2 separate regions of the Homo sapiens genome follow, and region 2 is linked to region 1. Evidence: chromatin loops called from intact Hi-C (ENCODE). Cell type or tissue: endothelial cell of umbilical vein. All regions are shown on one strand. Links, peaks and the distances in the headings refer to the core of each region. The heading gives the core; the rest is flanking DNA. Region 1 has its middle 630 kb from the start of PRELID2. Region 2 has its middle 490 kb from the start of PRELID2.

Region 1 (2,927 bases), core at 332-2,831:
TTACCATTGCCTCACAGCAGTAAGTGGCAGAGACAGATTTTGAACCTAGGCAGTCTGTCTCCAGAATCATTTTCTCAGTTACACCGTGGGACGTGGACATTCTTAGATAATATGGAATAACTCTAGAGGATTGAGTTAGTACTTAACACACAAATACAACAGTTTGTTTAAAAGAATTTCAGAAAACTTCAAATTTTCGCTCTTAAACTTGATAGAACATTCTTTTTGGGACAGGATGGCTCCATTCACTCCCTCGAAATTGAACAGAAAACCTGATTAAATAACAGGCCTCTAGGCTTGTGACCATCAAATCAGAGCCCTTATTAACATCATCAGTGAGAAAAGTGGAAATTCTTCTCTCTCTCAAACTAGTACCTCAAATTGAACTATTATTATGGAGGCTTGACATAGATTATGTGAAGGAGTCTGATTATGTAATGGGAATTGTGCTGCGATATCACATAAGTTAAAATTGATAGAAGGCAGAACTTGAGTTCTTTAAAATTATATAAAAGTAACTTAAGTGTGATGACAACATATTGGTAATTATATGGAGCTTTGCTTCATGTGTGACATTCTGCCAAACAGAAAATAAAGCCAAATGAAATATATTTTTGTTGATCCATGAAACATCACCCAGTCCTCTGCATTTGTTACGCAGGTTCTCTGTTATGTTGTTTTTAAGCCATTTTTTTGTGGTCTGGTGCTCCTTTTGACTCAATCCATTTTCTCAGAAATTCTGCCAGGAGATCTGATAGCATATCATGCCTATTGTTGAAGAAAGTGGTGCTTTTGTTGAGTGTTTGATCACTTTTCTGTTGGGGACTGAGTTGTCAGCTGCTTATGATATCAGGATAAGATGTATGCCAAGGAAAATGAAAAAGACATATTTGCTAAGCCTGCCAGAGGATATATTGACAATTGTGTCAAAACCCGAAAGCATGGCTTCAATGGTTAAAATATATATGAGTATTTTTATTTTGTCAAATAATTCCAAGATTTGAAGTCCATGTATTTACCATAATCATATGAAGACAAGCAATCCACACAAACAGCAACCCCATCTTCTGAAAACATCCACCTAACATAGGAAGGATTAAGATTACTTCATTTATTCAACATGAATTATTGAATACCCACTGTGTCATTCACTGTGGTATGCATTGGGGGTAAATCAGACACATTCCTTTAGTTAAGGTGATTCCAGTCTAGAGGGTGACAAAGATATGCAACTAGATGCATGAAGCTGTATAATGAATAAGAATGTTATTCTTTACTTATCTACCCCATAGACTCATTCTTTACCCTTCCTTTCCGTGCTTTGTGCCCTGGGAGGGTGACATTAATGAATTTCCCACTTACCATCTGGATTCAAGTTGGGTTTAGCCAATGAGTCACTGGCAAGAGATTAGAGGGGCCAGAGTTTTTCTTCCTTCCTCTCTTCCTGTTCCAGCATCTACTTTCTGGCAGTGACTGTGCATCTCCATGATTACTCTCCTGGTGTCCTCTCTGTTTCTCTGCAGCGTCAACTCCCACATGGTTCTGGGCAACAGGACTTCCTCATCCCTTGTTCCTTCAACTCTTTTAGTTATAGTGACTTCCATCGTTGCTTTTCTCTGGGTGCTTGAACATCTCATGTTTATTCCCTTTGTCATGCAATAACCTAGAAATAGATCCTTTATTTAAACTGTCTTCACTTGAATGGCTAAATTGAAGTTTGTTTCCTCCCCAAACTCTTGACAGTTGCAAGAATTATATTAGAGATACTAATTGATTCTATTCATTAATCGTTTATTCAACAATCATAGACATATTACTGAGTGCCTACTATGTGACAGTTTGGTAGGCACAAGGTATAGACCAGTGCTTTCTGATAGAACTTGAAAATATTCTGCACTGTCCAATATGGTAGCCACTAGCTACATGTGATTGCTGAACACTTGAAATGTGGCTATTGTGACCCGGCAATTGAATTTTAAATTTTATTCACTGTTAATTAATTTCAATTTATATAGCTCCATATGCCTGTGGCTACAGTATTAGACAGCACAAGTATGGATTAATATTAATAGAGTCCTGAATAACTCTTCTGGAAAGAGGTAAGTAAGGAGAAAGCGGGGTTTGTGCTGAGATCTGGCTAGACAGAAGACATTTGACCTGCTCTGTAGATGAGGAGGTCTCTTTATCAGGCAGAGAAATGTGGAGTGTGAATTCTGGGGAAAAGAGCATCTTCTGTAAATGCTAAGAGGCTTTCACATATAGAAGGGCATGGTAGTATCAGAGCACTACATAGTATTCAGAGTGGTTAGGTCTTAATGATTAAGGGGGATGTGGTGAAAAACTAATTGAGAACATTGGGTTTGAGCTGTATGTTGATGAGCCATATTTTATGTCTGTATTGCACTACTCTTTTATACTCCATTATAAAACCATTAGGTAGGTCATTTTAAAACATAAATACTAAACAAATAGTAATAATATGTACATATTTTTTTAAAAAATATTCCATTGAATTTTCAATTGAAAATAAAACATGATTATTTACAGTATGCTCAATTTTGTTGCCCCTCATTGTTTAGAGTTTAGCTAGGAAAGTGAACTCAATATTATCATATGATAGATATGTCAGTGATCTAGCTTTATTCAGAGATGCCCAAAGTGCCACAGGGCACAGATGAAGTTTCCTGTTGCCAAATCTTAAAGGGACCAGAGAAGAGTTTCTGGATAAATTGTGAGGTTTGGACTCAAAGAATGGATATGTGTTGTCTCGATGAATTTGTGTAACTGTATGGGGTAGGTGTAGAAGAGGAGGGGTGATGGGAGTGGATCAGAGTGTGTTCCCATTAGAAAACAATAACTGTGACATAGTGAGGGGGAGAGGAAGCTGGAGTAATCTAAAGAAACAGACCTAAACAGACCTGAGTTAG
Region 2 (2,927 bases), core at 283-2,782, 140 kb before region 1:
TGTTGGAAAGGATGCAAAGATAAAATATGTAGAATAGTGAATTGTAAAAAAAAAAATGGCTGCAATTTATAATAGAAAAAAATCCTAAAAAAGGAAAAAGAAAGAAAAGCAATACCCTCTTGTCTTAACATATTTGTACTATTAAGAATTTATTGCATTAATTTAAGTGAGAGACAATGGCAGGTATAGAATGTTTCTGTTGGTGATGACTGTAATGCTACTGGGGGTGGGAGAAATTGATGGATTTGATCATTATATTTAAGAGGTAAATGGACAGATTTGGTTATAGCATAGAAAAAGGGACTATAAGGTTGGCTTCAAAATCCCTTGCTTGCTACTTGGATTGGTCATGATTTTATTCTCTCAGATTAGGAACAAAGGAAGAGCCCAGAGTTAGAGGAGAATATTGTGGTTTTATTCTTAGATTCACTGATTATGTTTTGATGGACTTCTGCATAAGGGAAATGGTAGGGCAATGGCAAAATGTGATGTGAAGATTTCAGCCACATTCACTAATGTGTTTATTGACAATGTTTTTATTTCTCTTGTTTGTTGCCACGTAACTTTTCTGATGTCTTTAACTGATCATGGATTCCTTGCTGACATAGAGGACCTCAGGATAAATTGCCTGTTTATTGCTTCTTAATGTTCTAAGACCTTGTTCTTTAGAAGATGTTACTGCCTGCTTGTTCAGGTTCTTTTTTTTCTGCTAAAAATACACAGTGACTCTGACCTAAAACATGGGAACCATTTGAATCAAAATGGTAAAGCGTCTTTCCCTCAATAGTTCTGCTAGGGGTAAACCTTGTCTTTTTAAAAAATAGACTTTCATTTTTAGAAATTTTAGATTTTCAAAAATACTGAAGAGATAGTACAGAGAGTTTCAATATATGCCAACAGACAGTTACCCCTATTATTAACATCTTATATTATCTACCACTACAGTATCATACAGAATATTTTCTAGAATCCTTTCAAACAGGGGTGGTATTATTTACTCAAAGGGGGTAAAAGCTGCTACTAAGAGGCAGGAAAGAATGAACCCTCAACCACCTCACTGCTCTGAAACTCCAAAACTCAAAAACTAGCACAAATAGCTAAAAATAGAAAAAGAAAACTCCATGGATAATAAAATAGCCACCACAAACCCTTATTTAAACTCCGGAATCTTTGTGAGCTACAGTGAAATTTGAATCAAATCCAAAGAGGAAGCCCAGGTTGATAGCATCTGCCCTATTTTTGAGGAAACAGCAATTTTCAAGAATGGTCTCTAAAAGGCCATATAAATGCTCCACTCGACATGACTACTAATGTGGGTGAACTGGAAAGATGCATTCCCCTTGAGGCTCATTTCTTCACTACAAAACTTTCAAAGAGGTGGGAATAAAAAGATCACATGGCTGTACCATTTTTATTTTTTTCAACTCAGCTTTCTGAATTGGAGTGGCAGCCTGAAGGCCAGGCTTGGCCATAGACACAGATCTAGCTTCGCCACTAGTGGGCAATATTAGCTGAACAGAAATAAACATGCACTGACCTTCTGTGCAGAAGTTTCTTAGATGCAGAACTTTGTGGTTTTACACCCTGTCCACCCAGGGAGATCTGCTGTTTAAGAAGGAAAACTTCTCTTTTCCCCACAGGACCAGCTATTTCCCCTTCCGATACACACATAGAAGCTTTAACACTATAAAATCAGATGAAGGGGGAACACTGACCATATCCACTTCAAAGAATGTGGATATATTTCTTTATCCAGATCAAGCAGTGTTTAAGACCATAGTCTAGGATGCTCACAGTTAATTTATTTGCTTTCAATTTCATCTCTCTTAGGCCTAAAATGGATGTTCTTCCTTTCTGGCATGTAAAGATAAGCAGAGTTCACACATAGGAAGTGCAAGTCCAGAGGAATTATCAATGCTTTGAGGCTAAAATCAGCTTCTTTCTCCATTGACAGACTAAAACATATCACCTGTCCAGAACTGAGAGTATAGTGTTCTCTTGAAAAGGGCCAGATGGTTTTGTCAATAATTTACTCTGACAGTGTAGAAATAGCTGGGCTCTAGGAAAAGATCCAGGTTTCTGATGCTCATTTTGCAATTATAGCCCTTCTAAATCTTATTCTTAGCTGCTATTAGTTTTAAAGCCCCTAAAATGGAACAGCCCTGTTAGGCTATCTTTAGTCAATAATTCCTTTCCCATTCTAAAACAATTTAGTGCATTATCTTGGGCCAAGAATAGGAGAAGGGATAGTATTTTCCTTAAATGATGTTACTAATGCAATGGGCAATGTTAGTGAACCTGTTCCTCAAACTGTCTCTTGAGTAGAAGCTATCAGTGCTGTCAATCTTACACATCTTAGCAATCAAACAGATATGAGATTAAGATCACCAAATGCTGACTGCAATTCAAATGTGAGCTTTACTTCCTCTGAGTCTTTTTTGGAATCCTGAGTTTTTATCTTTAGAGGAATTATTAATATTAACACTGTAAAATTAACTCATAGAATGTTAGTGCTGGGGGTACTTTAAGAATACATAACTCAATCCCTTTGCTTCACAGATGAATAAACAGAATTTCAAAGGCTGAGTAATTTGCCCTAGGTCACAGACTGGTGAGAAGCAGAAAAGAGACTAGAGTGAGAACTCTTAGAGAAATGGTCTTTAACTTTCTCTGTTTTGTCACTGTTTACACAAGCCTAGGACCAGCAGACTCCTAGCTATTTGCAATTTGCCTTAATGCTCATTTGCAGCTGGGACTCAGTTTATATATCTGAAAGTTGGGATAAAAATGCCTCCCCCCACAGTGTATTTGTGATTCTAGTGAGAAGTGTGTAAAATGGCTAAATGTGTACATATATGTGTGGGGTGGGGCGGGGGTGCGGGGTGGTGGTAGTTGAAATTTTGCATCTGCATCAATCTTGAATCTTG

What was found. A loop is a pair of places that touch in the nucleus more often than their neighbours do. Peaks named below come from ENCODE experiments on the same cell type or tissue, not always from the same donor. Only the 100,000 strongest peaks of a DNase experiment are listed, where the experiment ranks them.
Region 2: a loop joins it to region 1, with 2.3 times the contacts of the local background. A loop is called at or near these places in 1 of 110 quality-filtered maps.

What each region holds. Positions count from the first base shown.
Region 1 is chr5:145,201,860-145,204,786 of GRCh38, reverse strand. No RefSeq gene overlaps it. Among named protein-coding and RNA genes, the nearest start is that of PRELID2, 630 kb to the left of the region's middle. In endothelial cell of umbilical vein, for the core only: no CTCF peak of the experiment used is centred there; a DNase peak (open chromatin) is centred at 1,436; H3K27ac peaks cover 775 bases.
Region 2 is chr5:145,345,772-145,348,698 of GRCh38, reverse strand. It overlaps a transcript of PRELID2 not described here. Among named protein-coding and RNA genes, the nearest start is that of PRELID2, 490 kb to the left of the region's middle. In endothelial cell of umbilical vein, for the core only: a CTCF peak has its summit at 1,478 (motif pointing right); a DNase peak (open chromatin) is centred at 1,318.